Regions from separate parts of the Homo sapiens genome. Here region 1 is linked to region 2. Evidence: read pairs that join two places in POLR2A ChIA-PET (ENCODE). Cell type or tissue: MCF 10A. All regions are shown on one strand. Region 1 has its middle 6.4 kb from the start of RNASEL. Region 2 overlaps NPL (N-acetylneuraminate pyruvate lyase).

Region 1 (5,000 bases), 210 kb before region 2:
CCGGCTAATTTTTAAAATTTTTTGTAGAGATGGGTTCTCACTGTGTTGCCCAGGCTGATTTTGAACTCCTGGCTTCAAGCAATCCTCCAGCTTTGTGCTCCCAAAGCACTGAGATTATAGATGTGAGCCATTCCACCCAGCCCCAGGATATCTTCTAAAAGGGAATCAGGATACTTATTTTAGGGTTTGAGCTTTTTGTCAGGTGATTTGGGGAAGGGTTTAAGGAAATAGAGGTTTGTTCTCAATTGGGTGGTGTCAGGAAGCAGAAGCACTTTGGTGCCTTCATTATGATCATCTAGGAATCAGGAGGAACAAAGTGTAGCTAGCACTGTCACTGCTCAAGGAACAGGTGGCTCATGTTACCCAGGAGAGGGGGTGTTGGTTACTTTTATGGTGGTATGGCATCTTTTCTTCACCTCGTGTTCAGTCCTCATTAAGAAGTGGCCTTATTTCTGTCTTGTTCCACTGTAGTCATAGGACAACATCATCAATTATTGTTGGCATTCTGCAGAATTGTTTTGTTCCATGGGAGCCAGGAGTATCAAGGAGGGGGGTGCCCCAAGAGACAGGTGGAGTCTGACAACAGTCCTGGCAGAAGGAGAGATCAGTCTGTCCACAAAGAGACCCCAGTCGCTGCTGGTTCAGAGGCCCAGACTCTGAAGACAGAATCACCAAGAGCAGAAGAGACCCCTCCCAGCAGTGGATGCGAATTCCAGGCTGGGAACATGGAGAGAGAAACCAAGGCCAAGGTGAAATGTAAGGATACCTTCCTCCTTCCCTCTGGCTCCCTCCTTCCCACACTCAAGATGTTAGAATTAAGCAATGTTCTTAACCTTTCCTTCCTTTGACAAGAAAGATCGCTGGGACTGCAGAGATTTTCTCTAAGCTTAGGAATAAATTGCATTTTACTTGCCAAAAGCCCTTCTTGGATCTTGGTGAGAAGACAATGGGGTCGAATTGATCACTGCACTCCAGCCTGGGTGACAGAATGAGACCCTGTCTCAAAAAGAAAAAGAAGAAAGAAAGAGAGAAAAGAAAAGAAAGAAAAGAAAAGAAGAAAGAAAGAAAGAAAGAAAAGAAAAGAAGAAAGAAAAAAAGAAAGAAAGAAGAAAGAAAGGAAGGAAGGAAGAAAGAAAGAAAGAAAGAACGAAAGAAAGAAAGAAAGAAAGAAAGAAAGAAAGAAAGAAAAAAGAAAGAAAGAAAGAAAGATTACACTGATGTGCTCACATCAGTAATATGAGAATGGTTTGGAATGGTTTGATGTTATGTAGCAATGGCTAACTGACATAGCTACTTGCTAGCTCTTTGAATTTGGGCAATTTACTTAAACTTTCTAGGCCTTGATTTCTGTGTCTATATAATGAGGATGATAATAATAGTAGCTAACTCATAGGAGTATCATGAGGATTACAGAAATTAACATACGCGAAGGACTTAGAACATTGCCTGCCACATACAAGCAGCTACCATTTTTGAACACTTACTTTTAAGTGCTATGATAAATATTTTTCCTAAATGTTCTCATTGTCATCACAAAAGTCCTATGAAGATAATATTATTGTTATTCACATTTTACAGGAAAAAGTGAGGCTCTGAGAAATTGAGTAATGTGCTGCAGTTTACTCAGCTGATAAATAGCAGATGTGGAACTTAATTCAGTTGCCTAACTTCCGAGCCTGCTGACTCCATGATTAGGTTATACCACGCTGCCTGTGAGGCTGCGCCTTGGAACTGTGAGATTAACTGAGCTAAGGCAATTCTCCTCCCCGGCACGGAACTGTCCCTTAAGTGGCATCCCATTACAATCATAAGATTAATCCACACATTGTTGCTTTTCTCAAAGATTAAATTAAATCATTCTCCAGGTTACAGATCAAAGCTTGAAAATCACCAACACTGTGAATCAAGAAACATCTTTTCTAAATGATGGGGACTCCAACTCCATTATCCAGCGCCTAACCGCCGTATATCTCTTACCCTCAGGAGCACACCTCAGTTATGTAAGTTTCAAGTCTTTCTTTTCTTCCTTAAAGCAATTTGAATAACTGGACCAATTTAAAAGATTCGTGACAGTAAATTACTTTGCAGTCAGCAAGGCAATAGGCCCTGACACTTTTTTTTTTAATTGGAAGTTTTGCTCTTGTTGCCCAAGCTGGAGTGCAATGGCGCGATCTCGGCTCACTGCAACCTCCGCCTCCTGGGTTCAAGCGATTCTCCTGCCTCAGCCTCCTGAGTAGCTGGGATTACAGGTGCGTGCCACCATGCCCGGCTAATTTTTTGTATTTTTAGTAGAAACGGGGTTTCACCATGTTAGCCAGGCTGGTCTTGAACTCCTGACCTCAGGTGATCTGCCCACCTCAGCATCCCAAAGTGCTGGGATTACAGGCCTGAGCCACCGCGCCCGGCCCCCTGACACCTTTTTTCTCTCTACCTTACAGCTTCCATTTTTAAAAGTAATTTCATCCCTATAAACTAAAGAATCTCGGTTTAACTCCTATACCTGCTGTGCTGTCTCAGTAGTGATATTAATAATTCTCATTTCTGTTAAAATTTCACATGTTTATTAAAATGCATTAATAAATAAAACTACAGTGAAACAAATGAAAGCCATTGGATGTATAATTCCAAAGGAAGAAGCCAAACTTTAAAAGCTTGCATTGCCTGGCATGGCCACAGTGAGGCAGTAGAGGGTGAGAGACAAGCAGCCTCGCACAGTCACAGGGCACATATTTGAAAACAGCGTTGGCTGACCTGGTTTCCAGGAATCCCATGGTCCCTCTAATACCCTGGCTTACTTAATGCCTCCAGCCTTCCATTTCTTTTTCTGAAATTCTGGAATGCTGTAAACATCAGACAAAATATGGTACTGAAGCAGCTAAAAAAAAAAGTAGATTTAGAATCCTGAGTTGAAATTCTGATCCTGCCATTTTATTCAAGAAGTCAAAAGACTTTTTGACTTGACTAATGCCTACTGTATACAAATCACTGTGCTAAGTACTGGGAATCAGATAATAATAATAGCCAATAGTCATGAGGCATTAACATTGTGCCGCACACTTTTATTTCATTCAGTGTTCCCTGTGACGCTTACTCTTATTATCCTCATTTTACAGCTGAGGCTTAAGCAACTTTCCAAGGTGAATGGCCAGGATTCCAACCCAACATTCCGGCTCCACAGCTGGGACTGGAGAACTGCTTTGCTGTAGTCTGTTCTGCCCCATCTCACCAAGGTGAATAATATGACCCTGACTTTGAAGAGCTCAGTTTAATAGGAGAGCAAAAGCCATGAAGAAAGAAGTTATGGAGGAATACCATATGTGCTACAATCAAAGTAAGAACACTGTGTCTTAGAATCATGCAAGTTGGGAGCAATTAACTCTGTACAGGGACATCTGGGAAGGCTTCACTGAGGAGGTGATGTTTTTGCTGGATTTTGAAAGTTGGCATTCTCCTCCTCGCACCTCAACCCCCAATTTTTTCTAAAAAAGAGGAGAAAGAGGTGTTCTAGGCAGAGAGAACAGCATGTGTAGCCACAAAAAAAAAAAAAGAGAGAGAGAGAGAAGGGAAAAGTCTGAGAATGAAGGCTGTCCAGGCAGGAGATACGTCTGGAGAGGGACTTGGGTCAGGTCAGAGACCCCCTTGTGTGTCAGGATTAAAGCTGGACTTTATTTTAGAGTCAAAAGTGAACCGCTGAGGGGTTCTAACGTAGCCACAAAGTGCTCAGATCTGTGCTTTAGAGCTGAAGACTGGCACAGTGTGGAAAATGAACCAGCACAGGGAGAGGCTGGGGTAGGGAGACCCGCCGGGAAATTGTGGTATCTGATTGGAGAGGATGAGAGAGTCCTCTAAGGAAGCCTTGGTGAGCCTGTGCAGAAGCTGGACCCAACGCATTTGGGTCTGAGGGATTTCGATGCACTCAATACATGCATGTTAAAGGCATAAAGATGGAAGGAGAGCAGTAGGAAAGGGCGAGTGTTAGTACCTCCCTGTCTTTCTGGGTCCTCCGCTCTTCCTTCCCTTATCAGTCACATTCCTCCACCCATCTTTCACAGACTGGACTCCCCATGGCATAACTGAGTTCAGATCCCCATTCTGCCACTCACTGGCTGGCTGCCCCAAGCATGTCCCTCCCTCTCAGAGCTTGTTTCCTTCTCTGGATGATAAAGTGTTCAGACCCACTCCACAGAGCTGTTGTAAGGACTAACAGAGCTCAGGGCCTGCCACAGTGTTGGTCCCTGTCTTCCTTCCCAGGCCCTTAATTTCAGGATCCTCCCTGGTGTCACCCACAGAATCCCTCCTTAGATCTGTGCTTAAGATGTGATTCTATGGGGATTTCTACCCCATGTTCCTGAAGTCTGATCACTTTACTCAGACTATCAATAGGGAAGAAATAAAGGTTCATTTAAGGTCCAGATCTGTGTATAAACAGATCATTCAACAGAGAAGAAAACATTTTTTTAAGTAGTCGTAATCAGAAAAAAATGAGAGGGATTCAGTAGGATGAAAAAGGAGAACAAGCAGGCAATTAGCAGAGGAAGAACAGATTTTGATCCTTGCAAACCTACCCCCAGGGTCTCACTGTGTCCCCCAGGCTGGAGTGCGGTAGAGTGATCTCAGCTCATGGCAGCCTTGACCTCCCCAGCATAAGCCATCCTCCCACCTCAGTCTCCCAAGTAGCTGGGACTACAGGCATGTGCCACCACACTCTGCTAATGTTTGACTTTTTGTAGAAACTGGGTTTTGCCATGTTGCCCAGCCTGGTCTTGAGCTCCTGGGCTTAAGTGATCCACCCTCCTCAGCCTCCCTCCCTCAGTGCTCACAGGCATGAGCCACCGCGCCTGTCTCCGTACCCCCAAATTCTTTCAAGCACAGTTCAACCCTTATTCCCTTGGCCCATGGAATGGAGCAGCCTCATGTACAGAGTGGCTTCATATACCTCATCTCAGATACTTCTATGAAATTATAAAAAGAATAATAATTTCTTGAATATAAATTACAAA
Region 2 (5,000 bases):
TAGAATGTTGTTTAGCCGGTATAGTAATGGACCATCTAAAAATGTGGGAAGATGTTAAAATTAGAATGCTGAATGAAAAGTATAAAACTGTGTCTAATACGGCCATATTTATACAAGAAAATATAATGTGTATTTGTGAATAGAAAAATATCAAACTAAGAGGAATCATCTCCAGAGATATCCTGAGTGGGTTTTCTTTTTTTATTGTATGTACTTTCTAAAGTAAACTATATAGCTCCTGTAATTAAAAAAAAAAGTTAAATAAAATTAGTGGGGCACAGTGGCACACATCTGTAGTCCCAGTTACTTGGGAGGCTGAAGTGGGAGGATTACTTGAATTCAGGAGTTTGAGGCCAGCCTAGACAACATAGCAAGACCCTGTCTCCAAAAAAAAAAAAAAAAAAAAAGCCCCAAGGCATGAATCTAAACCCAACGCAAAGAATCTGAATCCCCAGGAATTGAAATTAAGACATTAAACTGGGTTTAAATATAAAAATGACTACAGCAAGCATGGAATTTGGTTCTGGGTCACTCTCCCCTGATGTGCCCAGTTGTTAGATGTGTTCTTGGGGCTCATGAAAGAAGAGAAGGTGCTGTGCAGCCTATTCAAGTGAATTGACTTCTGTCAACTCACTTCTGTGAGCACTGAGCTCCAAATGCCCAGTGGGTGGGCAGAAGAATAATCCAATCTCATTGTTTCCATTCTCTCTAGTGACTTCCTGGTAACCGATCATGGTTAATGGCCTCTGGTGATGAAAATAGACCTAGGTACCATCAGAGTAGGGTGGGAAAACAAGTGAAGGGACAGGCTGGGCATGATGGCTCACACCTGTAATTCCAGCACTTTGGGAGGCCGAGGCAGGCAGATTGCTTGAGCCCAGGAGTTCGAGACCAGCCTGGGCAACCTGGTAAAACCCTGTCTCTACAAAAAATACAAAAATTAGCTGGGCGTTGTGGCACACACCTGTAGTCCTAGCTACTGGGGAGGCAGAGGCCAGAGGATCACTTGAGCCTGGGAGATTGAGGCTGTAGTGAGCCGTGATTGTGCCACTGTATTCCAGCCTGGGTGACAGAGCAAGACCCTGTCTCAAAAAAAAAAAAAAAAAAAAAAAAACGGACAGAATCCTCAAGGAGAATTATTTTCGCCCTAACCCTGCCTTTTGGGTACCTATGTAACAAATGTGGTAGCAGCCCTGGATGATTTCACCCCCACTTGTGCCTGGAGCTGCTGAGCATCCCAGCCCAAGGCTGCAAACTTGCACCTGCAGAGTCAGGCAGGGATCTGAAATGCCTGAGGGACCTGGGGGCATCCAGTCCTCTAAAGTAGGGCCTACTGCTGCTTTTTCTAATTTCCAGCTGTATGGAAATGTAGCCCTGGCTTTTTTTTTTTTTTTTTTTTTTGAGACCGAGTCTCGCTCTGTCACCCAGGCTGGAGTGCAGTGGTGCTATCTTGGCTCACTGCAACCTCCACCTCCCGGGTTCAAGCAATCCTGCCTCAGCATCCCTATTACAGGCTGAGATTACAAGTGCCCACCAATACGCCTGGCTCATTTTTGCATTTTTAGTAGAGACGGGATTTCACCATGTTGGCCAGCCTGGTCTCAAACTCTTGACCTCAAGTGACCCACCCACCTCAGCCTCCCAAAGTGCTGAGATTACAGGCATGAGCCACCATGCCCAGCAGCCCTGACATTGTTAGATTTTTCTGGCTTTTCAAATACTCATTTTTTTAAAGAAAAAATACAATATCGTCAAAGTCAAACATATTTAGAGTTAGCCCCTTTTCAACCTAGATCTCTCTAAAGAGGTCTGGTAGTTCCAAAAGGACTTAAGTCCAAGAACATTTTCTGGATGATGACCACTGCCCCCAAAATTCTGCCATTAGTGTCATTCTTGTAGGTTAGGGGCATTTTATAAGAAGCAGCAACCTACTTTCTCCTTTCTTGAAGGGACAGATAATGCAAAACCCATTAGACCTCTAACCCTGAGTGAAATTGTCAGCTGAATAGCCTGCCTCCCAGCAAGGCCTGAGGGAGAGAGGTGAGGGTAGGTCGAAGCACTATCCACTGAGGCCATCAAAACTGTGAAGTTCATGGAGAAAAAAGGAGCTTCTAGTTTCACATACTGGCCTAGACCTGCCTAAGGGTGCAGCCAACTCCCTAAAAAGAGGATGATACTAGAATAGGACAGAGCAAACAGTATCTCTCAAGAATGTTGGAGGGGTCGGGCTCAGTGGCTCACACTTGTAATCGCAACACTTTGGGAGGCTAAGGCAGGAGGATCGCTTGACCCCAGGAGTTCGAGACCAGTCTGGGCAACATAGTGAGGTCTCATCTCTACCCAAAATTTTCAAGTTAGCTGCACCTGTGGTCCTAGCTACTTGGGAGGCTGAGGCAAGAGAATCACTTGAGCCCAGGAGGTCAAGGCTTGCAGTGAGCCACGATTACACCACTGCACTCCAGCCTGGGCGACAGAGTGAGACCTTGTCTCCAAAAAAACAAAAAAATGTTGGAGGGAAGGAGGACATAGGGTTTTGTCCTATTTATCCAATGTCTTCTTTCCAGCCTCCCTAGCTGTCATTTATCAGTCCTCTTCTGAGCCCCCATACAATTACTTTTTGCCTCAGTCATAACCTTCATTATATTTTGCTATTTTAATCACGTATACTATCTTCTTTAATTAATGTAATAGTGAAATTTCAAAATATTATGCAAGCGTGGTGCTAACCTGCTTGTAAAGGCAGAGCTTGTGGTGATTTCATCATTGTAAGTTCCCACATCACCACTCCTTTGCCCAGCCTTTGCTGAACACCTGGGCTGTTCCAGGTGCAGACAGAGGTCAGGAGGGAGCAGTGTTAGGATATGGAGGCATGTGCCATAATGAGGGAGTTCGCTCCCCTTATAGGCTTTATAATTGCATTAACACACCTTTTCCCAAGTGGCAGGCTCAGGCCTGCTATCTTTTCTCTGAGCTTGTTATAGGCATGATTGCCTGTGCATTCTTTGCATTTAATAGCTTTCCTTTTAAACTCAGAGTCAGCTGTTCTCTATCTTTCCTCATTTTGTTCTTATGCCTTTTGACATGTACATTTTGATGCCTTTGTTTCCTAGATGCATCAGATTTTTTTTTTTGTTTTTGTTGTTTAAGGAATTACCATAGGTAAAGGTGAAAAGAATGTTAATAAGGCCAAACTTCAATTAGGATTCTCTGGCCCTACAGACAAAAGTGCGGTGGCAGCCAGCTAGCACTCTGTGTTCTTGGCAGGGTAACCATGGGCACAGTGTAACCATTTAATGCAGGCTTGCTGCACCATTTTCCTTTGAATTTCACTCTTCATTGCCCATCATTCCCCTCCTGCATTTTGATTGAGGACAGGTTGCCTAATACAACTTGTGAGGAGTCAGTTTTTAGATTTTGAAATCAATATGATTTTAAGAGATCTTAACCTTAAGCATCAGATCCTTACAAGGTTAGTGTGCCTCAAATTGCCAAGTGCATGCAGATCACACGGCGATCTTGTTAAAATTCAGATTCTAACTGGGCCGGACTGTGTGGGGCTTGGGATTCCATGTGTCTAATAAAGTCCCCCAGATGCTGATGCTGCTGTTCCGCCTTTGAGAGGCAAAGTGATGACAAAGTTCCCTTCTAACTGCTAACCTTGTTCAATGTAAAACCAGCAAATACAGATGGGTTTAAGACTCCATGTTTGTCCCAAATATTAAGTGCTAAAATTCTTATAATATTAAGATTGACTTTTCCTATCCTGTGAGCCTAAGAAATGAATGTTTCCATCCTCTGTAATGACTTCCTAATAATTGATCATGGATAATGGCCTCCAGCGATGAAAATAGACCTAAGTACCCTAAGAGTAGGGTGGGAAAACGCAAGAAGGGACAGGCCAGGCATGATGGCTCATACTTGTAATCCCAGTACTTGGGATCAAATGGCAAATGTTAAGTTCTCATTTAACCATGTCTGCAACCATCAATCTTCCCCTAAAAGGGCAAAAGATGTGTGGCCATATGGACTTTAAAGAGAGAGCGTTGGGCAAAAGATAGTTCGTTAACTACTTTTTAAATACTGCTTGTCATGAGGTGTAAATATAAAGCCTCTGTTGATAACTAACAGTGTTTTGCTCACAGAAGTGAGGCATACATGGCTGAGTGAAGAAATCACCAGATTCAGGGGGGGAAAAAAACCCCAGGCATTATTTACAGCAGGCTAAGAATTTCACAAATTGAGTGGATTTTTAATAACTATTAGCAAGAGGGAGCAGTTTATATACCTGAGCATTTGTTGAATAATAATCTGAAAAAGACTAAATATGCCTTTTTTTCCACATGTCTTCTAGAGAAATCAACTTTTCAGTAATTGGTCAGTATGTGGATTATCTTGTGAAAGAACAGGGAGTGAAGAACATTTTTGGTAAGTCAACTCTGGGGATGTCGCTGCATGTCTCCAGCTCAGTCTTTAGAAGGTATATCTTACCTGGTTACCAGCCAAGAGGTCACACAGTCATGGTGTCACAGGTTATGATGGAGCCTGGCTAAGCTAACTAAAATTTGTGAATTTGTAGGCCCACCAATCTTAGACCTACAAAGCACCTCAAGAGATTACCTCATTTGATAGTGTGCCAACACTTAAGGTATTATTTTTTATCCCCATTTGGAGATGAAAATATATGACTCAGATATACTCTAGGTTGCCCCAGGCCATTCAGCCAAGAAGTGGTAGAGTAACAACCAAACCCTCTTAAGTAACAACTAAACACTCTTCTCTCTTTTGTTTATTTATTTATTGAGATGGAGTCTTGCTCTATCTCCCCCTGGGCTGGAATGCAGTGGCACCATCAGCTCACTGCAACCTCTACCTCCCGGGTTCAAGCAATTCTCCTGCCTCAGCCTCCTGGGTAGCCGGACTATAGGCGCACACCACCACACCTGGCTAATTTTTGTATTTTTAGTAGAGACAGGGTCTTGCCATATTGGACAGGCTGGTCT

What was found. Peaks named below come from ENCODE experiments on the same cell type or tissue, not always from the same donor. Only the 100,000 strongest peaks of a DNase experiment are listed, where the experiment ranks them.
Region 1: POLR2A ChIA-PET joins it to region 2 with 5 read pairs; 9 of 35 experiments call an interaction of 5 or more read pairs at or near these places.

What each region holds. Positions count from the first base shown.
Region 1 is chr1:182,593,158-182,598,157 of GRCh38, forward strand. No RefSeq gene overlaps it. Among named protein-coding and RNA genes, the nearest start is that of RNASEL, 6.4 kb to the left of the region's middle. In MCF 10A, a CTCF peak has its summit at 2,679; a DNase peak (open chromatin) is centred at 2,704.
Region 2 is chr1:182,799,347-182,804,346 of GRCh38, forward strand. NPL (N-acetylneuraminate pyruvate lyase) reads left to right here. Exons shown (of 13, transcript NM_030769.3): 4 at 4,352-4,425. Among named protein-coding and RNA genes, the nearest start is that of NPL, 12 kb to the left of the region's middle. In MCF 10A, no CTCF peak of the experiment used is centred here; DNase peaks (open chromatin) are centred at 2,805 and 4,705.